Linked DNA regions of Homo sapiens: region 1 is linked to region 2. The links are chromatin loops, found by intact Hi-C in ENCODE. Cell type or tissue: PC-9. All regions are shown on one strand. Links, peaks and the distances in the headings refer to the core of each region. The heading gives the core; the rest is flanking DNA. Region 1 overlaps C2orf49 (chromosome 2 open reading frame 49). Region 2 has its middle 8.8 kb from the start of FHL2.

Region 1 (15,679 bases), core at 1-8,000, 60 kb before region 2:
TCATGTAAAGCTTTGTAAGTCATTGTAAGGACTTTGGCTGTACTCAGATGAGAAGCCACTAGAAGGTTTTAAGCAGAGTGGTGACATCATTAGATGTACATTTTGACAAGATGACTCTGGCTGCTGTCCTAAGAAGTGATTTAAGGTGTGTGGGGAGGGGAAGCGGTGTGTATAAGACTGGAAGCAGGGAAACAAATTAGAAGCCTGTACTGTAATCCAGGCAATAGATGGCAGCAGCTTTGACTACAATAGTAAATTTGGTGGGTTGGAGCATGCATGTATTTTGAAGATAGAGCCAATAGGATTTCCTGAATTTTGAGGAAAAAGTCAAGTCAGGTAAAACTCTAAGGTCTTTGAATAATACACAAATGAAGGGCCTGTTAACTAGCTTAAGTTATGCTATTTAAAATTATTTAATTTCAAAAACAGTTTTATAAAACCACAAGCAAGTGATTTTTTCTTTTTTAAAGAAAATTACATTTGATTAATCAGTGTTGTTGATTGGTTAATAAGTACAAAGTGTCCTAAGATCCTTAAGTGAACTCTTCTGTGTCTATTATATCTCAAGTGGATACTATTGATCAATTAATTTTTTTTTAGGGCCTTCTATTTGTAAGGCACCGTCATAGGCAATCCACTAGAAGCAGTGAGAGAAGACAGAGTAGGAGGGTAGGGGTAAAGGGGAGTATGTTCCTCTGAGTTTTAATCTCTGTTTTACAAAGAAAAATTTAATGATTGAGATTATTCTCCAATTATGAAGAATAGTCGAAGAATACATGTCTGCTCATTGTCTTTTGGAAAATACACACACAGTCTGACCTTTGATCAAGAATGCATTTTAGATTGACCATTTTAGCTTGATGGTTACTTTACTTACTAGTACAGACTATGTAGTGGTGTTAACTTTCATAAATATGGGTTACACTGCATATGGCTTTTAATTTACTTTTGCTGTTATTCAGCCAGTATTTTCCTCTTGATCAGCACATTCAGGCATATTGTTCTAGTAAGCAAAACTTTATGTGCCAGTCATACTTTCCTTTGAAGCAATCTTTGTACAACTGTCTTGATTAGTCCCCCAAAATCATTTTGGAAAGGATCTTTGACTCTATTTTTTAAATACACAATTGAATCAGAGCATTAAAACTGGAAGGATCCAAGAGATCATCTTGTATTGTTGAACTACTTATTATTTTATCTGTGGAGGAACTGAGATCCTGAGAAGTGCTGTAACATGCCCAAGGTCACACAGAGCTAGGACCAGGTCCATAGCAACATAGCCCTGTGCTTCTCAAACTTTAATGTGCTTCTTGAATCTTAGATTAAGCAAGCTGTCAAACCCTGCTCTCAGTCCCTGTTTCCCTTCTACAAAGGCAGTGGGTATACAGTGAGCTTACTTCTCATTTTCTACCAAATGATGTTCAGTGATGACCCAAGAATTGTTGAGTTTGGCCAACTGCTAGAAATCTGGTTAAAAGGTGAGTTCTGATGTATTCAGGTTGATGCCCCAGATTCTCCATTTCTTACAAGCTCCTAAGATACTGACTGACGTTGCTGTGCTGGTGCTGCTGGTCCCTGGATCACACTTTGAGTGGCAGGGCTAAAATGTTCTTCCTGATAACTGGCTATCTCAGATTCTTTTAACATGTTTAATTAAAAGGGTTTTTTTTTGGGCCAAGAGCAGTGGCTCACGCCTGTAATCCCAGCATGTTGGGAGGCGGGCGGATTACCCTGAGGTCAGGAGTTCAAGACCAGCCTGGCCAACATGGTGAAACCCCGTCTCTACTAAAAATACAAAAATTAGCTGGGCACTGTGGCATGCACCTGTATCCCAGCTATTCGGGAGGCTGAGGCAGGAGAGTCACTTGAACCTGGGAGGCAGAGGTTGCAGTGAGCCGAGATCGCGCCATCGCACGCCACCCTGGGCAACAAGAGCGCAACTCCGTCTCAAAAATAAATTTTTTTTCAATTCATCTGTGAGATAGGTGATATAGATATTATCTGAGGTATAATAAGTAATAAACAAATGAATGCTTTCCTTATTAACCTTTACTATTAAGAGTGGAAATTAGATTTCCAGAAGGTAAGTATGAGACACTTGCCAGATTTTACAATTGAACTTGTACAAATGTCCAGTTACGATTAGTTTAGAAAATGTCTTGGCTTTAGAGACCTTTGCTGAATGGAGTAGAATGCTGTGCCCCATTTGTAGATTGCTGCTGTGGTAGTCTTGGTATAGTTTTATAGTTTATCATCCTTTTAAAATAATAACTGATTACATGGTTAAGATAACCCTATCAATAAGCTGGTGTTTGTTTTTTAACTAGGAAATCTCATTTTAAGTTCCAGGGCTAGATGGTTAATTGATGTTTTAAAAATAGCTGCATGTTGTGTATACATGAAAGCTAACTTTGAATTTCTTGTACATAAATATTTTAAACTTTGAAATAAAACACTAGGAAATTCTTTCATTTAGAATGAACATAGAAAATTTCATTTTTAATAGTCTCAGATTAGTCTTATCAGAAAATCTTTTTGTTTACTGCTTATTTTAACTTGAATCCCAGTGAACTGGTTTGCCGTTCCAGATGGTATTTTTCAAGAGTGCATCTCTTTGATTTCAGGAGTAGCACTGTAGATGGGTTAAGGAAAAGACCCCTCATCGTATTTGATGGAAGTTCAACAAGTACAAGCATAAAAGTGAAAAAGACAGAGAATGGAGATAATGATCGACTGAAGCCTCCCCCGCAGGCAAGCTTTACCAGTAATGCCTTTAGAAAATTATCAAATTCCTCTTCGAGTGTTTCACCCCTAATTTTGTCTTCCAATTTGCCTGTGAACAATAAAACGGAACACAATAATAATGACGCTAAACAGAACCATGACTTAACGCATAGGAAAAGTCCTTCAGGCCCTGTGAAGTCGCCACCATTGTCCCCTGTTGGAACTACTCCAGTGAAGTTAAAGAGAGCTGCTCCTAAAGAAGAGGCAGAGGCCATGGTAAGTATGGGGGTGGTTTCCATGCTGGTAAGTGGTCTGAATGAAACTTGAGCAGTCTGCCTCATGACGGGAGGTGGGTCGACTGTGCTACATTCTGTTCTTGAACCCTTTTGATGGTCTGTCTGATTTGTATAATACAACTTATTACTCCAGTACTTGAATCCTGGAATTTAAAAATCCATGGTGATTAATGTTTTTAAAAGTTCACTCAAGTTATTTCTGCTTAAAATACGTAGAGAGAGGATCTGTTAGGCAGTTTTCCTAGATTTTTCTCATTTAGTTCCTTTAACTGTCTTGGAACTAAAACAGATAAATATTCCTTTATTAGCAAGGTTTAGAACATTAAGTAATTTGTCCAGGGTCACACATTTATTAAGTAGCATTTGGGGCCTGACCTTAAGTCTGTCTGTTTGTGCATACCTTAAAACCACACCAGACACCAGAATCTTTTTAAGATTTACCACTTGCCTCGCCTACTGCTCAATTTACCTAGCTTTGTGGGGATAGCAGAAGTTGGGGAAATCTATTATGTTGTGCTCCACTATGTTGAATCATTTGGATGCTTGTTGGCACATTTAGTGCAGTTAACACAATGTATTAGAGTTTAATTTGTGAGATGATTTATATATATATAATATAAAATATATATAGGCGCTTCAGAAAAGTGCTTTTACTTTTAAATACCTAGTAGTTTAATAGCCATTATTCTGTAGAATACTTTGCCTTTATTATTATTATCATCTAATCATGTATCAAAGGGATCAAAACTCAGAAAATTCAAACATTCTAAAATAGTAGACTGGAAAAAGAAAACCACCTGACTGGTCATGAGTTTTTTACTTTTATTAGTTCATTGAATCCTTTCAGTAACTATGAAGTAGGCATCTTCGTTATTCCTATTTCACAGATAAGGAAACAGAAACTTAGTAAATTTAAATAAGTTTGTCCAGAATTCCAGAGTTATTAGTAAGCCACCAGGCTGCGATTTGAATTTAGGTTTGTTTGATCCCAGGGCACACACTTTGGAGGCCATGCTTCGTCCATACTCCTTTCAGCTACCTTTGTGGGAGAGAGGAGGAAGGTGTGGGATAAGAGTTAGAACAATAAAGCCACATCTCAAATATTGCCATAAGGAGTAAGCCTCAGAGAATTTTTTTTTTCCAGGCTCTTAAACAGCATTTCTCTACCCTACAAAATTTTACTGTTTTATAGATATGAGATATATATATATATAGAGAGAGAGAGTGTGAGAGAGCTATATGTGAAACACTAAGGATAAAAGATTCTTTTTTATGTAGGGCCCACATATAAATCTTTTTCTTCTTATTAACATTTCCCATTGACTTTGTGTTTTTGTTGTGTTGTTTGTTTTTTGAGACAGAGTCTTGCTCTGTCTCCCAGGCTGGAGTACAGTGGTGAGATATCAGCTCACTACAACCTCCGCCTCCCAGGTTCAAGCAATCCTCCTGCCTCAGCCTCCCGAGTAGCTAGGATTATAGGCGCCTGCCACCACACCCAGCTAATTTTTTTTTTTTTTATTTTTGTAGAGACAGGGTTTCACCAAACCTGTTGGCCAGGCTGGTCTCAAACTCCTGACCTCAAGTGATCCACCTGACTCGGCTGGGATTACAGACGTGAGCCACCTGCCCAGCCTATTTGCATTGACTTTGGATTGTTAAATTGTAAAGTTGATGGAGGAGATAGGCTGGACAGGGAGAAAGCAGATCTGGAGCAGTCAGTGGTTTTCAACTCTGATTGTATGTTAACATCACTTGAGGAGCTTCCAAAAAAAGCAAAAAGAAGTCAGAGCCTTATCCCCCTACCTTTTATGGATTCTGGTTTAATTGGTTCTGTGATAAGACCAGGCCTGGGGCATGTTTTTAAGTGCTCTAAGTTATTCTAAACTACACACATTTGAGAACCACAGAGCTAGAGAACTCACCCCTGTTTCTTTAAATATATTCCCACCAGATGGCAGCAGTGATCTTCCATTAATACATTAATAGTAAACCTTGGTTGTTTGAAATGTTCATTTTAGTTGTTTTCTGATATTTCTGCAAGTATAAACTGATTTCTGTTCATGTCTTTCAGAATAACCTGAAGCCCCCACAAGCAAAAAGGAAGATACAACATGTTACTTGGCCCTGAAGAAAAGTTTCCAAAAATGTAAATATACTGTAACTGTAGTTTTTCAAATATGTTCATATATATTGACAATATTTACAGAAATCCTGATTATTGTGGAATTTTCTTAAGAGGTTTCAAATAGGTTTAAAAAAATAAAGGATTTATTTTCCTTCCCTTCTTCCCTCCCTCCCTTCCTTTTTTAAAATTCTTGCCTGTCTTGCCCTGATTAGGAAAGAATATCTTTTTAAACCAATGGCTTAGTATATGTCATTTATATTGACCCTACTGAAATTATTAGCTACAAATGTGCTATAAAGCATCCATTGAATTGGCCAGGCGCAGTGGCTCACGCCTATAATCCCAGCACTTTGAGAGACTGAGGTGGGCAGATCACCTGAGGTCAGGAGTTTGAGACCAGCCTGACCAACATGGAGAAACCCCGTCTCTACTAAAAAATACAAAATTAGCTGGGCATAGTGGTGCATGCCTGTAATCCCAGCTATTCAGGAGGCTGAGACAGGAGAATCGCTTGAACCTGAGAGGCGGAGGTTGCGGGGAGCCAAGATCGCACCATTGCACTCCAGCCTGGGCAACAAGAGCGAAACTCCATCTCAAAAAAAAAAAAGCATTCAGTGAATTTTCGGAGTTACTCTCATTAGCCTTGTTCAGAGTCTTTGGGGGAAATTTGAGATTTTTGAGATTTTTTTTAAAAACTCAAATATTTTACTAGTTTGCCTGCCATTTTATTTCTTTTACAAAGCAGAAGCATATACCAATTTATCACAGTATTTTAGTAAATACTGCAACATTCATCCTTAAATGTTCACCAAGAAAAGCATCTTTGTAGTAGTGCTGGAAAACTATTCAGAATATACAGATAAAAATGCTGTTCTTTAATTGCTTACATTGCTTCTTCCCATAAAAAGCAAAAAGGAATCAGTGCTTGCTATTGCTCCTTTCCTTGAAGTTGTAACAATTGATACATATATTATGAGTTGACTGGTCGATTCTGTACCTGGCCCATCCTTTAGAATGTTCTTGTCATGTAGCAGTCCTACGTACTCTTTTCATGAGCAGTCTGTGATCTCACTCTGTGAGTTCAGCTATTACTCGCTCGTGGGAGCTTAATCTTTTCAAAATGAAGTTGATTTAAAAAGTCTTCAGGCAGAGTAATCATGTTAGAGGTGGTATTCGATGGAAGAAAGTTTAGAGAGTTAGGAGTGGGGGTAGAATTCTAGAATTTATAAGAGTCCAGGAAGCATAGCAGTCAGGGGCAAAAATTAGCGTAATATGGAGTAGGCAATAGAGGAGCTACTGGAGTCAGAAGTCACTGCAGAGTGCAACATAGGAAGATGGACTCCTAGCTTACATGAGATTCCCTGCAGCTGTAATATAGACAATTCCCACATGGCTGTTCTACACAGAATTACCTGCTAAGATTTTTTGTTTATTTTTGTTTGAGTGGTATTTTCACTCCAATTGTATAATGGAAATCAGTGGGAAAATAGGGTTTACCTTATATTCATGAGTTCTAGTTTCTACTGTTCTGCTATGTGTTTCTAAGCAAGAGCAAAGGATACTTCATACTTTTTTCGTTATATGATTGATCTTCAAATTGGGATTTACCTTTTTCAATATGTTTTAAAGTAGTCTTATTCCTCTTTTGATTTGTTAAACAAGCATTTTAGTTCAGCTATTGAATAGCCTTCCAAAAAATTAATTCAGCCTTGCAGGTAAGTACCATACTAAGACTTTAACCCAATAGTTTTTAATCATTCTGCCTTTATTCCAAACTGTAAATCTGTACACATAAGATAAAACATACTAAGTATTGCATAAATTGTTAACGTTACAGTAAATTGTTATCTGCAGGGCTGACAGACATAATGTTGGTGGGCAACTGTGATCCTATACATACATATATGCAAAAGGGGATTTTAAAAGTGCAGATTATAGAGTAGATTGACAAATTTTATTTTATATTCAGTTGTCCTCTCTGCTTCCATCTGTGTTGCTCTCTTAGTTGAGAGAGAGTTAGCCATTTGACGATTTTAAGTCAGTGGGAACTTATTTTTAGTTACTCAATAAAATTAATATTTTATTTGTATTTTAACTTACAGAGTAGGTTGGTAATAACAGCTGAACTGTGTAACATTGTTGCTTCAAATTGAAGTTTATATTATGAACATTCAGAATCAATGCTCATGTAGCAGCATATTATTGAGCTATTTTGAGTTTGAAATGTGGAGAAACGCTAAACCATGTACTATGTGTTAACATAATCCCACCTTCTTAGAGCTTTGTTCCTTCTGAAGGTGTATAGATACAGCTTGTCTTGAAATGTCTTTCTCCACATAATGAAGCATGCTGAATGCTGGGAATCTGGAGCAGCAGCCCTGGGAGCCCTGAGTTTTGAAGTGTTTTGGTTTGCTTCAAAGGTTAGAAGAACTTGATATGTATGGCAAACAACTTTAGAATACTAGTTACTCACTAACATGAGGCGGGTAATGTTGCTCTAGATTCTATATTCCAGTAAAGCCAGCTTTTCTTATTATTGGAGTAGGCAAATGAATGGCATTAGAATTAGTGGGTGGCTTGTAAGTTGTAGTTATAGGCACTTTACCACTTCCTGCCATTAGCAGGCATCCTTGTTTTTTCTTTTCCCTCTTTGTTCCTTCTTTTCCCTTTCTCCTTATACATTTTCTTTCTCTACTTTAATTCTCCTTCCTCCTTACTGTAGATCCCAAGCTTCTAGCTTAGGTTTGCAAGTCATATTGCTTGGCCCTCCACATTCACTGAGAGGTGAAGATAGGCTGACCCCCTGTCCTCTTACATTTGAGGGATCATAGACTGCTGTGTGAATTCTGGAAAGTCTCAGGTCCCTACCAGGGCACTGAATGGCTTCTCAATGGCTGTAGAGACAGTACAGTTTTCCAAAGCAGCCTAATTCATCTGGACAGCTACCAGGCACTTTGGAAAGTTGGTTCAGTTACTACTATGAGGCCATAATATATTTGCTGGTATTAAAATTCTTCAGAATTGGAATTACTATTTGAAATAATATTTTGGTTGACTTAAGTTTTGAGAGACAATTCTAAAATTGATCTAGAGACTCATTCAATAGCAATGTGACCTTTTAAATACTTACATTAAGTAAAACTGCCAGTAGATTAAATCATATATATATATATATATATATATATATATGTAAGAGCTTCCTCTATTTACTACTGTTGAACTTCAGTAATTTTTAGAGGCTAAATAATGGTCAGAATGTTTTTAAGTGTGCTCTTTTATTACATGCTTGTGCAGGTTTTGTAATTCAGTACAGAAAAGTTTAACCTTGTACATTTTTGTATGTAAAAAGTCTTTTAAGTAGTCTTATCCTTATTTAAATAAACAGAATAAAATTACCTTGAGTAGGTCTGTTATTCTTATTAAAATGGAAAAATGCTCTGTAATGACTTGATCTGTTTTTATTTGAGTGAACAATTTTGGAAAGTATTCTTTATAGTACAACTTTCTATACCTGGATTGATTAAGATCAGATGTGATTCGAGTAGTCCAGCCATATCTTGTAGCCCTTCTTTGAATGAGAGGGTGGCTGGAGTGGTCTGGTGCTGGGATATCACGGTGCTACAGAGCCTGACATGTTGACTGTCACTACATGTTGAGGGATGGAAATAGAAGTCTCTGAACTTCCCATGTAATATTAAAGCTCTTAACAAAATGAGACAAACTAGAGATTCAGTTGAGAGATTTTATGTTAGAGTGATCTGAAAAAAAGTTAATTTCTAAACTGCTATCTTAATATTATTATATTTGGAGACTGATGCTGTAAATTAAATAACTTGGAAAAGACTCAGGTAACTTTCTACTTTGTCTTTTGTTTTGTTTTAGAGATGAGGTCTTGCTCTGTCGCCCAGAGTGTAGTGCAGTGGCATGATCATAGCTCACTGCAGCCTTGAACTCCTTGGCTCAAGTGGTCCTCCTGCTTCAGCCTCCTGTAGCTGGGACTACAGGCATGCACCAGCACACCCAGCTTCTACTTTGTACTTAACACATAGATTCTTCATTTTTTTTGTCTGGACAGAAGAGACAAAAATCTTATTTCCACTTAGATTGTTTTTACTAAAGTGCATTTTACTAACTAAAGTGCATTGCTTTTTCAGTTGTTTAGTAGCTTGATCATCTTATTGTGGAATAAAAAATAGAGATTAGAATTGCCTGTGTATTTGTTGAGTACCTACTATGCTAGCTCTTTCTTGGGAATGAACAAGGCAGATTAAGTACTTGCTTTCATAGAGAAAACAGACAGTGAACCATGAAATAATGGGTAATTGTAATGGTAGAAAGTAAAACAGGGTCAAGAAATGGTGAAGGATGAAGAAAGTAGGATGAGAAGCTATTTTAAATACAGTGGTTAGGAAAGGCCTCTGAAGATACTATATTTTGAAGAGAGCATGCCTAAGGCATAGCTATGGAGAGCTTTCAGGAGAAGCATTCTACATGTGTCCAGTTTTAGATGGCTGCATACTCCTCCCATCAAGGCTGGAGTCAGCTTCCCACCACTTGTATGTGGACCTGGCCTTGTAACTTGCTTTGATCAAGTGAATGCTTCTACTCTTACACTTGGACTTCTGCTTGCAGCCATGTGAAAAAGCCCAGGCATACCCACTGGAAATACATGGCTCACCCAACAGCCAGCACTAACTGCCAGATGTGACCACTAGTCACCTATCCCCCCCGGTCTAGCTGCCGGCTGACTAAAGTTGTATGATGAGCTTCCTGGTGGGATCAGTCCAAATTGATGACTCTCAGAATCATGAGTGAATAAAATGGGAGTTGTATAAAGCCACTAAGTGTCGGGGGTAGTTTGCTACCCAGCAGTAGTTAACAGGTCCCAGACAAGGACAAAACATGAAAGCCCTAAGGCTTACTAGGTTCTTAGAACAGAAAGACTGGTGTGGCTCCAGTGAATGAAAACGGGCAGTGGTAGTATAAAATGAAGTCAAAGAAGGTAGGCAGGAGCCAGATGATGTATGAATGTAGGACTTTGGATTTGATTCTAATACCAATTGGAAGCTGTTTGTTAACTCTGTTGAGACTTAACCAAGCATTCAGTTTAATCAAAAATAGACTAGTTGAGTAAGTCTGTAATAGCCCTGTCTTTTATCCTCAAGTAAAATTAGCCAAGTGTTGTTTTCTTTTTTAATCTTCAGGTAAATAGTTTAAACTAAAACTTACTTCTTTGACTAACAAACATTTAGGAGACTGTAAAATGCTTTACCAGTTATGGTGAAAGACAAATGCTTTTCATAAATATAAAACCATCCTATCTTTCGAAGCCTTCTGTTTTGTCTGTTCTGCCTTGCTATATAAGTTTTTAAAATAAACTTTTAAAAAATAAACTAGGACAGTTAGATTTCTGGAGAAATTGCCACAGTAGTACAGATTTTTAACATACCCCACACTGTTTCCCTACTAACATACATTCATATGGTACCTTTGTTGAAATGACTCATTGTTAACTAAAGTTCTTAATTTTTTTCGATTTTCTGAGTTTTTCCCTAATACCCTTTTACTGTTCCAGGATCCTACCCAGGGTACCATGTTATTTAGTTGTCATGTCATGTTAGGCTTCTCTTGGATGTGACAGTTTCTCAGAGTTTCCTTGTTTTTGATGACAGTTTTGAAGAGTAATGGTCAGGTAAATACCTGGAGAATGTTCCTCAATTGGGATTTTTCTGTTTTTCTCATGACTAGACTGGGGCTATGTGTTTTGCGGGGAGGACTACAGAGGTAAATTGCCATTTTCATCACATTATTTTGAGGACACATGCTGTAAACATGATACTACTTTTGAGGTTAACCTTAACCTCATTTGGCCGACGTAGTGTTTGTCATTTTTTTCCACTATAGTTATTGCTTTTCCCTTCTAAATGTCATTTTTGCCCACCGCGCCCCCCCCCCCCCAAAAAAAAAGGTTATTTCTGTTTCCCCTTTTCATACATACTGTGCTCTTTGGAACAAACTCACTTAAGGAATGCAGAGTTACTTTGCTGGTGAAGTACCTAAATTATTTGGAATTCTGCACAGGAGACTTAAGTATTCTCTACCATTAATTTTATTTAATGATTTATGTCAGTATGACTCATGGATACTTATTTTATATTTTGGGTTAAAGTCTAATGTGTGTTTTTGTTTTGTTTTGTTTTTTAACTCCAGTTCTTTCTGCTTTGGCCATTGAAAGCTCTTTCAGTTCGCTCCCGTTTCCCTGTGACTTATCCCATGATTGTGTTTTCTTTGAACACATCCTTTCTGGTATTATAGGATGCTCTAGCGTCATTTTGTATATTTCTTGCTCAAGCCGTAGAATGAGCCATTTCTCTAAGGAGCCTTTGCTCCTTTTATTAAAAACTGAGATCTGGGTACTAAGTATGCTGATTGCTACTGGGGTGTCATTGTTTTTAGGCCTCCTCAACTGACAGAGCAAGGAAATATATGTACCTATATTAACCCCTATAGGTGTACATTTCTATAGATATTTCTATATGTAACCATCTGTATCTATAGTAACTAAAACATGAGTTCATACTATGTCTCTAACTCTAATCTATTACCATATTGATCATTCCAGACTTCCCTTGCATGTCTGGAACCTCCCACTCCAACAGTGAGAAACATGGCTCCTACCAACCACCGTCCATTTACTTAATTGTTCAATTGCAGTACACATGTATAGAGGTTGCAGAATTGTTAGCCTCTACCCATGTGAGAAATGACTTTACCAGCTAGATGAGAGTGATTATGTTCATTCCTTTTGCCTTTAATCTTACAGACTCCACTCATTTCTAATGTTGCTTAAGTCATATCATTTAAGATAGTTTCACAGTTTTGTTTTAATGAAAAAGAATGTCAAATAGACTTTTCTCTATTAACAACAACAAAATAAATCCCTAGACAAACATCCATTCAACAGTTTTAAGGTGTCTGTACTTAGGCTGTAAATAAGGAAATGGAGTAAATAAAACATGGTCCCTGTCCGCAAGGGCCTTTTCTTCTTTTGTTTGTTTGGGTTTTTTTTTTTTTTTTTTTTTCGTTTTTTTTTTGAGATGGAGTCTTGCTCTGTTGCCCAGGCTGGAGTGCAGTGGCAGGATCTCGGCCCACTGCAACCTCTGCCTCCTGGGTTCAAGCGATTCTCCTGCCTCAGCCTCCCAAGTAGCTGGGACTATAGGCACGCACCACCACACCCGGCTAATTTTTTGTACGTTTAGTAGAGACGGGGTTTCACCATGTTAGCCAGGATGTTCTCGATCTCCTGACCTTGTGATCTGCCCGTCTCGGCCTCCCAAAGTGCTGGGATTACAGGCTTGAGCCACCGCACCCAGCTGGGTCTTTTCTTCTTCTTAATCCCAGTTGTTCAATCTAGATAAAAATTTGAGAAGGAATCTGAAGAACATTTAACAATTAAAGTCGCAGTATTCTGTGCACTAGGTAGTTTACTAGTTATATTTTTTTAATTCCTTGAAGCCTAGAGAAACCCATCAAAAACAAACAACTGGATTTTTCTTGTAGAAGATCCTCTCTTAGTCCATTTTCTCTCCCTATAACAGAATACCACAGATTAGGTAATTGATAAAGACCAGTTTATTTGGCTCACAGTTCTGGAGGTCCAAGAGCATGGCACTGGCACCTGGTGAGGGTTATCCCATGGCAGAAGGCAGAAAGGCAGCAGCGAGTATGCAAAGCACAGAAGAACTTGGGCTGAACTCATCTTTCTTTTTTTTAATCAAGAAATCACTTCCATAATAACTGCCCTTGTGATAATGGTATTAATCCATTCATGAGGACAGAGTCCTCATGGCCTAATCTCTTCTTTAAGGCCCTATCTCTTAATACTGTTCCTATGGCAATTAAGTTTTCAACACATGAACTTTTGGGGGAGACATTCAAACCATAGCACCCTCAGAACGTAGTGAGTAAAATGCATAAATGCTAATAGATGTCAGGGATGAAGTCAGTCTGCTCTTATTTTTATAATGGAGTTCTAGTCTCAATTTTTTTTTCTTTTTCACTGAAAGGTCACTACATACATTTTGGCATGTATGTCACCTGGACATTTCCATCTCAGTGTTTAAAAACTCATGTATTTAGTTTTTACCCCATCTTCATCTCTGTGTAAGAAAAAAGCCCATGTTTTAGGGGACGGTGGGCTAGGAGTCAAGATTTCTGATTTCTAGTGTGTTGGCCTCTTTGCAGTCTTGAGTAAGCTTTATTCTTCCTGGGCTTCCACTTCCTCCTTTGCAAAGCAGATGGATTTCACTCTTATCCTTAAGACTCTTCCAGATCTTACTTCTTGGTATTTCTAGAATTAACCTTATCCTTATCCCTGAGCCTCTGTAATCTATCATTTAATAACTAGGCAGAAAATGAGAGGTACCCTCAAGTCTGAATGGGCATCACTAAAGATGATTGAGAATTGAGTATATATTTTAAGTTTCTAAAGTAATATGATTAAGTGATATGCAAGTTAATATAACTTTTATTTTGCTTTAATATAACTAGTTTTACAAAGTCTTGTCCAAAGGAGTTAGGGTTTATTTATTGTGCTGACTTAAAGACTTGAGGGCAGCCCTCTGCTTACAAATTGGATAGTGTCTAGTTGTAGCAAGTCAACAATGTTCAATACATATACCTCGGGCTTCATTTTTGTGATCACAAGGTTTTCTTTGCTAGTTTCTAAAGTTCTGCTCTATTAACACCACTGAGTTCTTTTGCAGGCATTTCTCTAAAGTTTTTCCAGAGATAAAGCTTTCACTAAGGGCAATATTGAGGGAGTAGTAACCATTGTAGTTCCAGGGCACATTGCACCACAGCAGATATATTTAATGAGTTTCTTGCCTTGTTTATGGTTCATGTAGAATGATTCCCTCATCAGTGAAACTGTTTCTTTGACTTACTTCAGTGACTAAATTTTCATTGTTCCGGTTGAGGGTAGACTAGTTCTATTAAGCATTTTATTATACCCTGGCCAGGTGTGGTGGCTCACGCCTGTAATCCCAGCACTGTGGGAGGCCGAGGTGGGCTGGTAACTTGAGGTCAGGAGTTCGAGACCAGCCTGGCCAACATGGTGAAACCCCGTCACTATTGAAAATACAAAAGGTCAGCCAGGAATGGTAGCAGGTGCCTGTAATCCCAGCTATTCGGGAGGCTGAAGCAAAAGACTCAACTGAACCCTGGAGGCAGAGGTTGCAGTGAGCCCTGATCGCACCATTGCACTCCAGCCTGGGCGACAACAGCAAAACTCCATCTCAAAAAAAAAAAATTAAAAAAGAATTTTATAATATCCTAAATATTAAATATTATCACAAAGTTTAAGTATGTAATTTATTCTACAAGGTAGTTGTGCATTTAAATTAAACCTTAAGCCAATGAAATAGATGTGATCAACGTAAATCTTAACATTGTAGAATGTGTAACAAAGTAGAGGTAACTAATACAATATTTATAATTAGGTTTTTCATTTGCTAAACAGAGAAAAATGCTTGCTGTTAAATGGAAGGAGCAATTCTGCTGGGAAAAAACATGGGTTTTTCAAACATAAAAGCACAGAAGAGCTGACAGGCTAAGAGACAGCAAGAACCCAGAGAAGCAGGCAATCTTGTTTGATGCTCTGTTGAAACTCAGCTGTAGTTTAGGTGACTGTAATGTAAGGGAGAGAGAAGTCAAATCTCTGAGTGTTCCAAGAGGGGAACCTAATAGGTATGACCTCAAAAAACACCACCACATATAAGTGTGAATTAGAAATACATCTTTCCTTTTCATGCATGGAGGGAGGGAAGAAAAAGAAGGAAAAGAAGGAAGGAAGAATAGGAAAGGGAAAGGGGACACAGTGGGGTGGAGGCAGGCAAGCCGACTCTCATACAGACTTGTAGCTAAGATTTACATCCCCAGGAAGGTGAAAGTAACTCTGGAAATGACTGGGAAGTAGTTCTAGTCTGGTGGTAGCCCATGTGTCTGGTAAAGACAATGACAATCGTCTCTGCAGGAAGACATCCTTATTCTAAGTCTCAAGAAACACCCCGGATAACTTTTTAAAGGTAGTGATTAACACAAGTCAGAGTTATCCTTGCATACAAGAAAACAGTGGACCCAGTGTGGGCTGCAACAGAAACATCAGGCAGTAGAGACTGACCCCCAAAGGTTTCACATATTGTAATAATCAAGTAAAGATCAAACAAGTTGGCTTGCTGTTTAATGAAAAAAAAGACAAGCTTTAAAGTAACTCAGAGTGTACTCAAGTGCACTCAAGTTCAAAGTGTAACATATTTTAAACTTTTAAAATTTTTACTGAGTTACAATAAAATGCTGTAAAGTTAGAAAAGTTCTAAGTTATATAGCTCAGGAGAAAAAATTTTGTGTGTGTGTGTGTGTGTGTGTGTGTGTGTGTGTGTGTGTGTGTGTATCACTACCCAGATCAAGATACACAGTACAGCACAGGTGGCAGGTTTTTCTGTAAAGGTCCAGATAGTAAAAAATTGCCAGCAAA
Region 2 (15,986 bases), core at 215-8,214:
GGTGGACCACAAAGGCGTCCTCGGCACTTTGGGGGCAGGTGTATTATTTTTAACATTCGGGGCAGCTCATAGGAATACATCCTCCAGAGAAGGCGGGAAGAACTCCGTGATTGCTTTCTTTTAATTGATACTCTCCGTCTGGTAGGCCTCATGGGTCTCCATCATGGAATCACAGAACTTGAGAATAAAGGGGCTTCATCACCTTAGCTTCCACTCGGTGAGCACTAGCTCTACCTGGTATCTCATTTGATCCACACTCCTTTAAGGTAAAGATTTTTACCAGATTTACGGTGAGGAAAGTTCAGCTCAGATTTGCTCCAGGCCACGTGAACGGTAACTGTGCCAGCTGAGATTTGAACTGGGATGTGGTAGATGGCAAAGCCATGTAAGTATATTACGGGATCAGAAATGCCTCTCATCCCTCAGTCACTCAGGTGACTCCAGAGGACTGAGACTTGCCATAAGCCCAGCCAGAACTAGATGTGCGGAATACAGCCCTCCCCCGACCCCACCCCACTGTGTCCCTGAAACAGGACGCTTTCCTGAAGAACCTGAGTTAAGGCCACCCTACCTGAATTTCCACTAAGTGTCAAGACAGGCTAGTATTTTGAAATTCAGAGCAAAGTTTGTGTAGAAAAGGCTCCCAGCCCCTGACAGCTACCTAGATGTGTTGTTGATATCGTTACAAATTAGGAAATGGTCTCCTAGTTCTCAAATGGTGAGTCTTAAGCTTCAGTTTGTAAAAACAAGCCCTAAAATGATGAAACATTAATTCTGCATTTATCTTCTTTCTGATTCCTTTTGTCTTATATTTTAATTTTTTTTTTTTTTTTAGCTTTCTGACTTACGGGTGTAATCCATTTAGCTTTGCTTTTTTACTGATAGAGTTATTTAGTTCTGTTATTTTTCTTCTAATAACTGCTTTAGCTGTGTCACATAGGTTCAGCTATGTTGTGTTTTATTATTAAGAAATTCTGCAATTTAATTTTGTGTTTAATTTTTGACCTAATGGGTAGCAGAACATTTTAAATGACCCTGTGGTCATTCGATAGGGTCAGTAAAATCCGGACTCTGGAAACAAACATACCCAGTTTCTACAACAACGATGCACAAAGAAAAACAAGAGAGATGGAGACAGAACCAAGAGATTAAAAAAAGACTTAGCCAACTGCCATGTATGGATCTTATTGGATTCTTTTTTTTTTTTTTTTTTGGATCTTATTGGATTCTAATCAAAGAATAAACTAGTAGAAAATCAATTTTTATGAGACAACCTTGGAAAATATGACACTGACAGGATATTTTCTAGTATTAATGAACAATTTATGTTAGGGGTGATAATGTGATTACACACACACATATATTTTTCTTTTCTTAAGTCCTTGCTTTTCAAGAACAGTGCCAAAATATTTCCTAGTGAAATAACATTATGCCTGGAGTTGTTTCAAAATAATTTGGGGTGGGGAAATGGATAGGGCCTATATATATACGAAATACTATCAGCCATGGATTGTGGATAATCGCTGAAGCTTGATGATGGATATGCAGCAGTTCATCTTACTAGTCTGTCTCCTTTTGTAATGCTTGAAAAATTCCATAATGAAAACATTTTTAAATTACAGATGAACATACCATTTTCTCTTTACCCAGCATTTCCCTTTATAGGAAATTATCTTGTAGATATACTTGCTCCTGTGTAAAACGATAGACACACAAGAGTAGTCATTGTAGAATTGTTTGTAATAGAAAAATACTGGGCCATGTTATGTGTTCGTCAACAAGGGCTTAGTTAAATACAGTATGGTGCATTTTAGAATTATTTACATATGCGGCTGTTAAAATGAACGAGGTAACTATATTTACTGATTTGGCATGATCTCCAAGATAAATCAACTGAGAAAAATAAAAGTAGAGAACACTTTGTAGGTAGAAACCAACCATTTGTGTTCATGAGCAAAGAAAGGACGGGGGAAGACAATGTATATTTATAAGCGGTTGCTTCTGGGGAGATCTGAGTGGCTAGGGGTCATGGGGTGGAAAGGAGATTAATTTTTACTGTACACATTTTTATTTCTTGTAAATTTTGAGCTATGTTAATGTACTCATTCAAAAACTAAATATATATATACACGAATATATACATATATACGTATATATACACGAATATATATATACGTATATATACGTATGTATGTACATATACATGTATATATGTGTATATATACGTGTATATATACACGTATATATACATATATACATATACACATATACACACATATACACATGTATGTATATGTATATATGTATCTGTATGTATATATGTATATATATGTGTATATATGTATATATATGTGTGTATATATATATGTGTGTGTGTGTATATATATATGTATTTGAGATGGAGTCTTGCTCTGTTGCCCATGCTGGAGTACAGTGGCACTGTCTTGGCTCACTGAAACCTCTGCCTCCCAGGTGCAAGCGATTCTCCTGCCTCAGCCTCCTGAGTAGCTGGGACTACAGGCATGTGCCACCATACCCGGCTAATTTTTTATAATTTTAGTAGACACGAGGTTTCATCATGTTAGCCAGGATGGTCTTGATCTCCTGATCTTGTGATCCACCCACTTGGCCTCCCAAAGTGCTGAAATTACAGGCGTGGGCGACCATGCCTGGCCCAAAAACTAAATATATTTTAAAAATAAAAGCAACAGACTCCTTTAAGGAAAATAGGAAACAAATTTGTTAAACTGATATTAATAGTAAGTCAAAGGAGGATGGCAAGAAATTGAGGAGGGGAATGCAATTTCTGGGTTTAATGACATATGCTTTCATGAGCAATTCCATCGAAGGACAAAGTATTAAAAACAAATTTTCATGAGACAATCTAAGAAAATATGTTTTGAAAAGTTCCATCCATCTTGTACATCATTATATTCCTAGGACCTAATTAATTATAGAGCATGGCACATAGTATGTGCTTAATAAATATGTGTATTGAATAAGTGACAGATCACAGAATTGTTTGTGACAAGTCTTTCACTATAGAAAGCGTAATGCTGTCTATGGCAGCATAGCTTGATCTTTGAAGTCAAGCCAGGATTTGAATCTCTGTTCTATCTATGACTACTATGATCTCCAGTAACTACAAAACTTCCCTAACCCTCAGTTTGCTAGTTTGTAAAATGGGCTAATAACATATAGTCTGTGAAATTGTGGCGAAGGTCTTTTGAGATGCACATAAACCACTTAGAACTATTAACACATTACTTGGCATGAAGTAGGCCCTTTGTAAAGTCCTCTGTTTTATTCAATGGCAAAGGGGAAATTAATCCAGAATAAGAAGGAAATGGACTGAACTCCCACCAGAAGAAGAATTAAGGTTCAGATCCTGTTCAGATCCTGTTTCTTCTTGAGAGAAAACCTCTCTGCTATGGATAAAAGGCTAGTTCATGGAAGAAAATAAAAACAAAAAGTACTATTTCCTGGGGAAAGGATCAACGGTGACTGTGATCAGTTATTCAAGTTCTTCTTTTGTTTATTCCAATTATCCTGACATTCCTTCTTGAGACAACACTGCCCATAACGTTTTCCCGTCTCTCCTGTAGGTGGGCTTCAGGGAGAGGCACAGCTAGGAAGGGAGGAAAGAGAGGAAAAGACTTCCTGCGGCTAGCAGGTCTCAAAGCCTTGTCCCAGAGTGCAGCAGGATCCCCTGCAAACCTGTTAGAAGTGCACATTCTCAGGCCAGCTCCTGCTTTAACACGCCCTCCAGGTGATTCTGATGACTAAAGGTGATTTGAAGTAAAATAAATACCACTTAGGGCTTCCAACTCTGGACTCGGTAATTTACCAGAAACCTACGAAATGTCAGTTTAGGGCGTGGGGGAGGGACAGGGAAATAGAGATAGACTAAACATAGACTAGACTCAGGAACTCTAAAATCCAGTTGGAAGTATTACTTCCTCTGTCAGTTACTTCACTCAGGGAAGCAGGAGGTAGAAGTTTGAGCCAGGAGGTAGAAGTTTCAGCCAGTGGGTCTGAGCTGTACAAATGCTGAAATTTCATTCTCTGGGAGAGGCCAAAGAAAGGCAGGGCTTCTAGGCGTGTGCTCGCAACTGCCACCCTGTGGTGGGGTCGTGGGGGGGAGGCTGGTGGGCTAGACCCATCTGTGCAGGGGCCAACAGTAGCCTCCTACCCGGATGGGGGCTACCCCAGGGGGATTAGGATGAGCTCACCATTACCAGGTAGAAAGTGAACACAGGAAAACATGAGCTGGAGGTCAGACCGCCCTATGTTCGTTACCCTAACTGACCACTGCCATCAAGATTGTTAAGCATTTTGTCACCGTTAAAGGATTTCACACAAGCTGTTCCTCCCACTCAAACCTTGGCCAGGAAACTGGTGGATGATTTGCCCTTGATTCAGAGGCAATCATTCTTAATTGCCTCACATGGTTGGAAGGTGAGTAAGTGTCTAAGATCATAAATGCTGGCGGGAAGGGGTCAGGAGTGATCAAACCAGCACCCCTCCTGGCAGTGGGGTCAGGAGGCAAGTCCCTGCATGCCTTCCCATGACACAGTACCAGATCCCAGGGTGGTGGCACAGAAAGCTGGATTCGCTTTTTCTGGAAACACTATTTGCCCGGATCCAGCAGGGAAGTCTATGAAAGATGACTCTACGGGCAGGGTATGCACCTGCCTGTGCCCGTGAGCTGGGTGCAGTTGTGACGGGAGACCCAAGGGCCTCCAGCAAACAGGAGGAACTTGATCTGGTTACAGGAACGATCTTGCAGGATCCAAACTTTGTTTCTCTGCCTGTCAGACTTTCAGGAAAAGCTCAGCTTTCCACAAAGGGCAAGCTCTTTTCCTTTTCTTCTCCCTTCTGCCATGCTCTGGTTAGGAGGGAAAATGATTGGCTCTTTCTTGAGATACACAATTTCCATATCCCATTTCTTCCCTCTCTCCTTTTTCACAAACTATTTGTTGGATATAAATAATCAGTGTTTAAAGCCTCAAAACATGCCTGACTTTTAGCCAAATCCACAAACAACTCCATGATTCCGAGTTTCCCATCCTTGGTTAGAGTTTATTTGGAGCGTCGGATACAGTTTCCACTGTGGCTTTGATACCTCTTTAAGAAAGACTCTGTTTGGTACATTAATGACCAATAGAATGAAACTATTCACACCCATAGTTCATTTGGGCCAGTAAATGTTGCTGGATGGTTTCAGATGAAAAGTATTTGTAAGGTAGACTCTGAAAAACTTTGCTTCTTATTTGAGATCTCTTTGTCTCTGATTTCAGTCCTTTTCAGGAGCAATCCATTCACTTCTCTGCCTGCCTTCTCTTAGAGTTTTACTCTTTTTTTCCTCTGTCAATGATTCCAAAATCCATTTAAAGGAAGTATTAATGTCTAAAGTCTGTGCAAACCTGGCAAAATTCTCTTTTGAGTGAACGGTTTGCTTCCCTAAAATACCTGAAATGGGAGATTCTTCCAGGCATTTCTGAAATGGGGGAGTCTCATGCCTCACTTGTTCCTCAGAATGTTTATGTTATTTTATTTGAGACAGAGTCTTACTCTGTCACCCAGGCTGGAATGCAGTGGAGCAATCTCCGCTCACTGTAAACTCTGCCTTCCCTGATTCAAGTGATTCCCCTGCCATGGCCTCCCAAAGTGCTAGGATTACAGGCGTGAGCCACCATGGCTGGCAAGAGTGTTTATTTTAAACCACACCAAGATCTGTTATTCTTTGTGAATTAACTTTATGAGTCAACATTAAAAATTTGAAATCCCAAGTTCTCTCTTCACTGCCACCAAGGTCGTTTTGTGCTATTTCCACTTTGATTAGGGTCATTAACAGAAAATCCCAATAGTCTAACTAGAAAGAGCCTGGACTGGCCAGGCTCTAGGAGGCAGGGGGTGAACCCCAGGTCCAGGAGCTCCTATGGAGCAGTGTATGTGGCCACAGGTAACACCCTTCACCTTTGTATGTCTTCTTTACATTATCTGTGAAATAAAGAATGTACCACCTCTCTTCTTCCTTTAAAGAGTTATTTCACATTATCTAGTTTTTCCTCAAGCCACTTTTATGGCTAATTGACAATTGAGAATGTCTCCTGTGGCTAATTCTGCCCCATGGTACAGATTTGTGTGTGATGAAAACCTATGCTTTAAGTTCTAGAGAGCATGTTTAGGAATACCTTTCACCTATTTCAGAAGGTACTTTAAAATTGGACCTGGGAGTCATGACAGAGCTTCCTGGAACAACCAAGCATCTTTCTCCATCCTTGCAATAGTAGTTGACTGCTGAAGTACCAGAAACAGATTTTCTAAAATATCTGACCTTCAGCATCTCCTGGCAGGACTGTTTGGCAAAAATAAAAAAACCTTCAAAAATTCTGGGCCATCCTAACACTATAAATATACTTGGAATCGTGTGTACAGTCAGAGATGCTGAGCAATTACTCCTCAGTAAGACCAGAGGAGTCATTGTCTCCATGGAGGGCCGGAGGGGTTCCAGCGGTGAATCACCATCAGATATCTGAACTATTCATGTAGCCATCTTTAAACTCGAGGGCTTTTTCTTATCTTTTTTTTTTTTTTGGCCTTCCTTTTGATAACTTGAAATTCAATTTCCATTTGGCACATGGCTGTAATGTAATCTAGCTTCCCAGCCATTGCTAACACTTTCTGGACTCAGTTCTCTGTCTCACGCTCTTTGCATGGAGGGTCTGTCTGTATTGCTGTATTGCTTCTGGTCCCTTGAATTTCCAGGTCAGGGTAGAAGCAGATGGAAAGAATGCTTGAGAGGTTTTCTTTTTCTAAGAATATGTTTGGAAAATGATGAGGTCAGGAAAGCAGACACTGCAATCCTGCGCAGGAGAGAGTCTTTGAGAGCCCTCGCTGCTCACTCTCTTTGCACCTCACATGTTCTACCTGCGGCCAGTGAGGGGAGAGCCTTTCATCCTGTGACTGCTGGAACTCCCTTCCTCACTCTCTTCTGCCTGGTGGACTCCTGTTTATCCTTAGACCAAATAAGGTATCCCAACTAGGAAAGCTGCATGGATAGCCATCATAGCCTCATTTTTGACCAGTCCACTCCTTCTTTCCCATGTTTATAACAACAGAGGAGACTGTGAGCTCCTTAGGGGCAAGAACTGAGACATTTGAATCTGTGTTCACAGCACTTTGCAGCTTGATCAGTATTACTGAATTTAATTCAGTTTTCTTGAAAATGCCTAAGCTGCTGGGCGTGGTGGCTCACGCCTATAATCCCAGCACTTTGGGAGGCCAAGGTGGGTGGATCACAAGGTCAAGAGATAGAGACCATCCTGGCTAACACGGTGAAACCCTGTCTCTACTAAAAATACAAAAAATTAGCTGGACGTGGTGGCGGGCGCCTGTAGTCCCAGCTACTCAGGAGGCTGAGGCAGGAGAATGGCATGAACCCAGGAGGTGGAGCTTGCAGTGAGCTGAGATCGCTCCACTGCACTCCAGCCTGGGTGACAGAGCGAGACTCTGTCTCAAAAAAAAAAAAAAAAAAGAAGAAGGAAAGAAAATGCCTAAGCCAACATAAGGCTGCTATATAATGGCTCTATATGACCCTGCTCAGAACAAACACATCAAGCCCATTTCCCATTTAGGCAGTCGAGTTATCTGGGCTTTGCACCGAGATCCAGTTGGCAAATAACTTGAATTAAAGCAAAGCCAAGAGCTTGGCCTTCCAGATATCAGCAGATGCAAACTTGGGAATCTCTGCCTGAATTAAAGGAAGTAACCCCCAGGTTACAGCATCCGCAGATACAATGAAGAGCTGAAAATGAGGCTGCAGGGAAGTGTGCATGTGGACGTTCTTGGGATGGTGCTTCTCTCTCAGAGTCCAGCTTTTCTTTGCTAGTGAGGGGCTTCTTCTCCTGCCCCAATCCTCCCCCCGCTGCCACCACCACCACCAGCCTAGGCCTTAATCGCAGAGAAGGCCACTCATTGAGGGACTTCCTTGAAATCTGCATCCTGCAAACGGAAGCCACCATCTTAATTTTTAGGAGTCTATCTGGGGAATTCATGGCTTTAGTTTCTGCTTGAAGCTTGTTGATTTTCTATCAAATGCTTTAAAAAATTTCTGTCTGCATAAATGGTAACATACAAAGTTAAACAAAAATTCTGTCTCCCACAGAAATTCCATAAAGGTTCTTTCATCTCTACCAGCATGAGCATGTCTCATTTGTGGAAGCAGGCCTACTTGCCATGACAACAACTATTCTGTGGCTTTGCAGAGGTACCCTCACAGTTGCAGTGTGCTTTTGCTAGGCAGCCGGCAGAGATGGCCCACATATGACCACTGCCTTTCAACCCTACCTGTTTTAAGGTGGACTCACTTGGATTGAGAAACTGGTATTTTCCCCTCACTTGCACGTATTTTGGATGTATAAATATTTTCAAAAGATAAGTTTGACTAATACATGCACACCTTCCTTGACTATCACCATCCAAACCCACAGAGATGACTGGGAATTTCCAAGTCATGTAATCCTAATGTTGATTTGAGCATCCACAGCCTGTCTTAGAACACTTTCCAACCAAGACTGGAACCAGCACTTTGGCACTTGCAGAATCACAGCCTTCCCTTCACAGCCTTCCCTTACGAGAAGTACGGCTTCACCCAGCCAGTTGGCTTTGTATCGAGAATTCATTTATTTTGGACAGGTCACTCTTCCTCACTTACAACTGGCACGTGGATGCAGAGAAAGGACAGCAGCTCCTGGCTGGAGCAGAACTAATGGGGCAGACAGTTAGTGAGCATACACATGATGGCCCTGATCCTAGATGCAGAGTTTGGAGGAGCAATCTTTCGTCATCACTACTACCACCATGATTGCCACTATGATGTTCATCTTATTTATTAGCATATTTTGACTGCTGATAGGGTGACATTTTTGGTATAGGAAGGTGAGATCCAGAGTGGATCTTACTCTTAGAGTCTTGAAAGATTACTTTCTTCCCCTTTCCGTCTGAAGCTCTCAGAAGACAGGCAGTTTCAGAGGGACCCTACATCCAACGTGATGTAGCAGGCAGCAGAGCAAGGGCAGAGGGGAGACCAGGCTGAGCCAAGGCAGCACCAGGTCATGGTGTCCTCTCTGTGGGTGCAAGAAAGCAGCAGGAGGTGGGGGTAGGAATGGCTGAGAGAGGGTGTTGTGGCCCAAAGAAGGAGAAAGCCTTCATGCTTTGAGGCTTTAGCTCACAGAGAGGGAACCTCAGAGACCAGTTGGGAGGAGCAGGCCCAGTGAGAACAAAAGGAGACCCTCTGCAGGAAAAATGGGCAAGTGAGGGAAAGAAAGAGACTATGGGGAGAGCAAGCCAAAGGAAGTTTTTGTTGGGGAAATATTCAAGGAGTCTGCACTTGGCAGCTGTGCAATTTATATGTGCAAACAAGGGCGCTGGGTGTAATTCACCTGCTGATTTCTGGGAGTCGGGAATCATTTTAGAGGAAGAAGCTGAAGTTGCCCCCAGAAGTCTCCCATGATGCTCATGTGTGGCTGTGGCTATTCTAAGTAGGCCCTGGCATTGCAAGCCCAGCAAGATAGCCAGATAGGGAAGGATAGGGGAGATTTGCCAGCTCTTTAGGTCAGCCCCCAAGTTAATAGTAAATTTTACATTTTTGTGCCATAAAGGCATTAACATAATTAACAGCTTGGTGCCAGTTTAAATATGCGTATGTGCTTAGGATCAATGCTACCATTTTGATCATTGTTTGAGAGAATCCCATTTCTGATGTGTTAGTAAATAATATGATATTATTGTTCACATGCCCATCTAGGCTCTTTGTCCCAGAAAGAGGATGCGAAGGGGTGATATAAAATCCACCTTGGAGCCATCTCAGGGCTGGTTGTTCTTGATTCCTCTGAAGACCTGGAGCTGCCTGTGTGAATCAGACTGGAAAAACACGTGGCTGCACTTTTCCATGAAGTAGGTAACAAAGCCACAGTTCATGCCTGGGAAACTTGCCCTAGCATCTCCGCCAGGAGAGCAAGCCGACTCATGCCTGGACTCCCACACGAGGGCCAGTGCCAAGTACGCTGGAATGAAGGGACACTGCCAAGGATCAGGAATACCAGGAGCTCAGCCCACTTACCAGGCTGAGCTGGGGATGCTGAGATTACTGTGCACACTCAGGCAGAGCTGGAAGCTGAGTCTGCCATCCAGAAGGCTGGACCCAGACAGAGTTCAGGGATCACACCAGAATCGGGACACAGGAGAAGTTTGCTAACCTAGGTCCAACCCAGAATCAGATTCAGATTCAGAGCAGGAGGTCAGCAGGACAGCTTTGTCCCCCAAAAGGAATCAGGCGGAGGCCGGAGAGGCAGCTTGCCAGCTAGGAGAACACCTGAGCAGTCTTAAACCCAGGCAGGTTACTGGCAGTTGCTTCACCTTCTAGTGGCCTCACTTGCACACCAGCTTTCCCCAAGCAGATAACCCCACATAGCTGCAAAATGAATTATTTTCTCTTGTCTGCTTCTAGAGGGTCCATGACCATTCTATTGGCAGTTGGAGAGGTGAGAGTTAAACTGAATGTGAGCCTGTGTCAGGGGCCATGACCCATTTTAATGGAGGGTCTCTAACAGCACCAGTCTCTCGGTAGATATCACTCGAATGGTGCTAAGCTACCTACTAGCAGATTTAGCAGGGTGATGCCTTTTGAAGTCTAAAGTTTTGACTGCTAATCTCTGGGAAACATGTCACATCGTATGCTATTATTTGGTGGTGGTGTCCAAAACCAACACATTGGTCTTTCTCAGACGAGAAGGATTCTTGGCACAGGCAAGCAGAGGGAAGTGTGTGGTATGTGCGTCTTCCTGTATCAGCTTGTGTTTCTCTTATGCTGGAGACCTGAGGTGTCCACACTGGTGGAAAAAAAATGCTGCCAGATTTAAGGTGAGGAGCAATGGCATGAGTAATCCTTTCAGATAGAAGTTAGCAGTGCTGGACCTTGGAGGTTGCAGTTACAGCTGCCAACATTCGAAAATGGACTTAGTTATTTTAGGAAGCCAAGTGCTGCACATAGAGCCAACCTCAGTTGAGATGCCTTGGGACCAGTACATAGAAGGTGTTTAAGATTCTACAGTTCCATTTCATCCTTTACAAAATGTCCACCCTGAATCTACAGCTTGCTTATTGAATCTTTGTGAAATTTGAAGGGGAGAGGGAAACAGTAATATGACCCAACATAAGAGAAGTACCAGCGAGCCTCTGTGGACACAGGTGTGTGCATAACCACCATCGCTCTAATCCTTAGGTTCATTCTTTCTCATTTCAGTCAAAAAACTGATTCTAAAATTAAGGCAGACTGACACCCACTGCGTCCTAAACTGTAGATGCATTAAAGGTTATTAGCACAATTTCCTAGTATTATCTTTGAGTTTGTTTTAAAAAGTAACTTTTTAAGATAAAGACAAATTGTAACTTTAGAAAGAATACTATGAACTGTCAATTCTGTCACATACTGAGCAAATTTTAAAAAAAAGTATAATGTACAATTTTTTTTTCTCATTCTTTTTCAAGCACAGCTTGATAAACCTTGTCTCTTACTCCTGGTTTTAGATGGAATTCTTTTTTCCTACTCACCCAGAATCCTCATCTTTGAAATGATGAATTTGTAAATGGTCCTGAACTTAGGGTTTTTTTTTTTTTTTTTTTTTTTTTTGACTTTAAAAGTTCTCATGGTTCCCAGCACTTTGGTAGGCCGAGGCGGGCGGATCACTTGAGGTCAGGAATTCAAGACCAGCCTGACCAACATGGTGAAACCCTGTCTCTACTCAAAATACAAAAATTAATTGGGCATGGTGGTGAGCTCAGAAGGCTGAGACAGGATAATGGCTTGAACCCAGGAGGCGGAGGTTGTGGTAAGCCGAGATCACGCCAGTGCACTCCAGCCTGGGCAACAGAGCAAGACTCCATCTCAAAAAAAAAAAAGTTCACATGGCATCCTTCTCCTAGTAATTGGATTGAGTAGAGAGCCCGAGGGAAACTATTGAGCAGAAACTTGTTGATTGCTAAGTGACTCATCCTCACAATGCCACCAAGATGAATAAATCTCACTCCATCCCTTCTAAGGGTTAAAGTCCAGTGTGACCAGAAGGGAGGGAGCCAGCTGAGTAAAGATGAAACTCCAATAAGTTCCGGTCAAGGTTAAGATATGAAAGTATACCCCACTTCTGGGTATATATCTAAAAGAATTGAAAGCAGGGTTTGGAAGAAATACCTGCACACTCATGTTCATAGCAGCATTATTCACAATAGCCAACAGGTGGATGCAGCCCAGGCTTCCATAGATAGGTGAATGCGTGAACAACATGTAGTACATCCATACAATGGAATCTTATTCACACTTAAAAAGGAAGGACATTCTGACACATGCTCCAACAGGGATGGACCTTGAGGTCATTATGCTAAGCTTGAATGAGAATTGCTTGAACCCAGAAGGCAGAGGTAGCTTGGATAACCAAAAGGTATAATCATCAGGAAAATAGAAAAAAACAAACTGGTGGTGGAGGATGAATTCAATTTTGACTTATTGAAACAGAAGCAGTTTGGGGACAGCCATCCAAATAGAAAATTTTCCCAAACTTGTAGAAGGATGAGATTCAGGGAGAAGGTTGGAGCTGATGGTATGAACATAGGGGTCATTAGCCAAATGGTAGGTAAAAACCAGTAGAGCAAAAGAGCAAATAAATAAACCAGGAGAGTGAGTGAGGTCGTGCAAGAAAGCACGTGGATGGTTAGGAGTGGGTCGAAGGTCAAGCTCCAGGGGAGCCTAAGGTTTAGGGGGCAGCATCCGCAGAGGTGGCTGAGAAGGCAGCGTCAAGGAAGGATGAGGAGAAAGAGCCAGAGGCGGGGGCAGTGAAGCCAGTGACTGACACAGCCGAGGAGCAGTGGCCAGGGGGTGCTGAGAGTGTGTTGCACGTGGCAGCACAGTGGCTGTTGGTGACGTCTGAATGTGATCAGTGGCATGATGGGGACAGAAGCACATTGCAGTGGGCTGAGGGTCAGTGACAATGGAGGGTGTGGAGACGGTGATGTAAGAGGTCTGATGGGAAAAAAAGGAAGAAATTCCACGTAGCTCAGTAAGGAAACTGAGGCCCAGAGAGGGCAAATAATGTACTCAAAGTCAGAGTTAATGGTGTAGAAGGACAGGATGCAAATGAGGACAGCGTGTGACTGGTGTGACTGCTCACGTTTCCTGGTTCCATCCCTTCCACCAGGCTGCCTCCTGAAGCAAGGCAGCGATCAGTTTCTGAGCTCTCATGACCCATCTTCATAGCGTCTCCTTCTCAACCAGCACAAGAAATACAATAGTCAAAACAGAAAGGCAAAGCCTCTCTGCAACCCTCTTCCCTATTTCTTCACTCTCCTGACAAAAAGGGACTGAAAAATTTCCAAAATCAAGAAGCATAAAGCCTGATTTCTTTTTCTAGTCAGACTAACGAAACGATTTATTTTCTTTCCACTCTCTTTTAAAGAAAAGAGGAACAGCACCGCTCCCTGGAGCTATTCTAGCAGTTAACAACAAAGCTAAGCACTACTTACCACAGAACTTTGTAAGATATCAGAAAAAAAAAACAGTTTACAAAAATTTTTTTAGAGGCAGGGTTACCCGGGCTGGAGTACAGTGGCATGTTCACAGCTCACTATAACCTCAAGTTCCTGGGCTCAGGTGATCCTCCCACCTCAGCCTCCCGACAAGCTGGGACCACAGGTGCTCCACCACACCCAACTAATCTTTTTTTAATTTTTGTTTTTATAGAGACAAGGTCTTGCTATGTTGCCCGGGCTAGTCTTGAACTCCTGGCCTCAAGCAATTGTCTTTCTTTGGCTTCCCAAAGCCCTGAGATTACAAGTGTGAGCCATCACGCCCAACCCCAAGCTGTTTTTCTTCTACTGGATGCTCACAATGCAGAACACTTCTGTGACCCCAGATGGGGGTAATTTTCCCTCCATATACCAAGCAATTCTGCAAACGATTCTCTAGAAGACACCAGCTGGGTGTCCTCAAATTCAATTCTGACACTATCTACCTGGAGTTAGATCCCACAGGATGAGGGCTCAGTCCCACAAGACTGCCACTCTGTACTTCAGATGCCGCTTGCAAATAGTAGGTTGTCACCTATACTTCTGACCAACAGGCTATTAGTTGGGGAGGGGGTCCTAGAACCCCTCCTTGGCTTCCATTAATTTGGTAGAGCAGCTCACAGAACTGAGGGAAGCACTTTATTAATATTTACCATGTATTATGAAGATATTGTGAGGGATACAGAACAAAGCATGGGGAAAGACACGTGGAGCTTCTGTTTCCTCCTTGGGGTCACCACCCTCCAGGAACCTCCCTATGTTCAACCATCCGGACACCCATCTGAACCCTGCCCTTTAGGGTTTTCATGGAGGCTTCATTGCATAGGCATGATTGATTAGACCATTGGCCACTAGTGATCAACTTAACCTTGAGCCCCTCTGCCCTCCTGGGAGGTTGGCGTTGGGGCTGAAAGTCCCAACCCTCTAGTCATGCCTTGTTCTTTCCAGTGACCAACCCCCATCCTGAAGCTAGCTAGGACCCGCCCCCCCTCCGCCGCCATTATCTCATTAGCATACAAAAGTACTCTTGTCACTCAAGAGATTTAAAGGTTTTTGTTTGGTTTGGTTTGGTTTGGTTTTTGAGACAGAGTCTCGCTCTGTCGCCCAGGCTGGAGTGCAGTAGCAGGATCTCAGCTCACTGCAACCTCTGTCTCCTGAGTTCAAGCAATTCTCCTGCCTCCGCCTCTAGAGTAGCTGGGGTTACAGGCACACGCTACCATGTCCAGCTAATTTTTATATTTTTAGTAGTGATGGGGTTTTGCCATGTTGGCCAGGCTGGTCTCCAATTTCTGGCTTCAAGTGATCCACCCACCTTGGCCTCTCAAAGTGCTAAGATTACAAGTGTGAGCCACTGTGCCTGGCCAGATTTAAAGGATTTTAGGAGCTGTACATCAGGAAACTGAAAGAAGACCAAATATCTGTTTCACAATATCACCAGCTTCTTTACAATTCCTCAGTAACCTATGACTTACAATTTTCTCTAATACAACTGTAGTCTAAGTAATGTTGGCTTACATATCTTTTGATCCTTAAAGTTATATTAGTATATGTTTGTTGTACACAAACGCAGATGTATACAGATACTAGAACATTCTTTAAGGTAGCATAAGTTGGGAAACAATCTAAATGTTTATAGGTAGGGGCAGAGTCAAGTCATTCGTCCATACAATGGAGCAAGCGCTACACCGCTATAAATAGTGAGGCAAAATCTCACTCTCTGGGACAATCTCCAAGACAGGGTGTTAAGTGAAAGAGGAAAGTGCAAGTCATTGTGTGGAGTATCCTACCATTTGTAAGAAAAGGATGTGTGGCTATTATACATGTTTGGAATATCTGGAAGGATGCACAAGGAGTTGGCAATAGTAGTTGCTTCTGGGGAGAACTAAGGAAGAGAATGGAGGGAGGGGGAAAATTACTTTTAATTATTCTCTTTTTGTTGCTTCTGAATTTTGCACCGTGTGCATTGATTACCTGTTAATAACTAAAATAATATAAAGTAAATAAATAATCAGCATATCTTACCACAGCAAAGGTGGTTTAAATAATGTCTTTAAACAATTAAATTCAATAACACTTTTAAACAGAGATTGAAGGTGGCTTCACAATGGGCAGGGAAATAATATGTGACACAGTTTGCAAGAACGAAAACCGTGTCTGAAAATCACATTAAAATGTGTTGGGAAACAGCCTGAAGAAAAACTGTTCCTAAAATAGAACCAACAATAAATAAATAAACAAATGAAGTAAGCAATGCAAATTTCTTAAAAGCACCGGGATTCCTGTGTTTTTAAGTTATTTCTTTGTGGCCCTAACCCCAAGTTAAGTACCAGGGACTCCTTGGAACCGAATGGTACCCCATGGTGGGA

What was found. Peaks named below come from ENCODE experiments on the same cell type or tissue, not always from the same donor. Only the 100,000 strongest peaks of a DNase experiment are listed, where the experiment ranks them.
Region 1: it touches region 2 in a loop (4-fold over the local background); 9 of 110 quality-filtered maps call a loop at or near these places.

Annotation. Positions count from the first base shown.
Region 1 is chr2:105,340,224-105,355,902 of GRCh38, forward strand. It overlaps C2orf49 (chromosome 2 open reading frame 49), which reads left to right. Exons shown (of 4, transcript NM_024093.3): 3 at 2,625-3,000; 4 at 5,092-8,988. The coding sequence ends at 5,148. Among named protein-coding and RNA genes, the nearest start is that of C2orf49, 11 kb to the left of the region's middle. In PC-9, for the core only: CTCF peaks have their summits at 4,976 (motif pointing right) and 5,180; a DNase peak (open chromatin) is centred at 4,647.
Region 2 is chr2:105,399,870-105,415,855 of GRCh38, forward strand. It overlaps a transcript of FHL2 not described here. Among named protein-coding and RNA genes, the nearest start is that of FHL2, 8.8 kb to the left of the region's middle. In PC-9, for the core only: a CTCF peak has its summit at 4,202; DNase peaks (open chromatin) are centred at 562, 4,412 and 5,622; H3K4me3 peaks cover 2,320 bases; H3K27ac peaks cover 5,892 bases.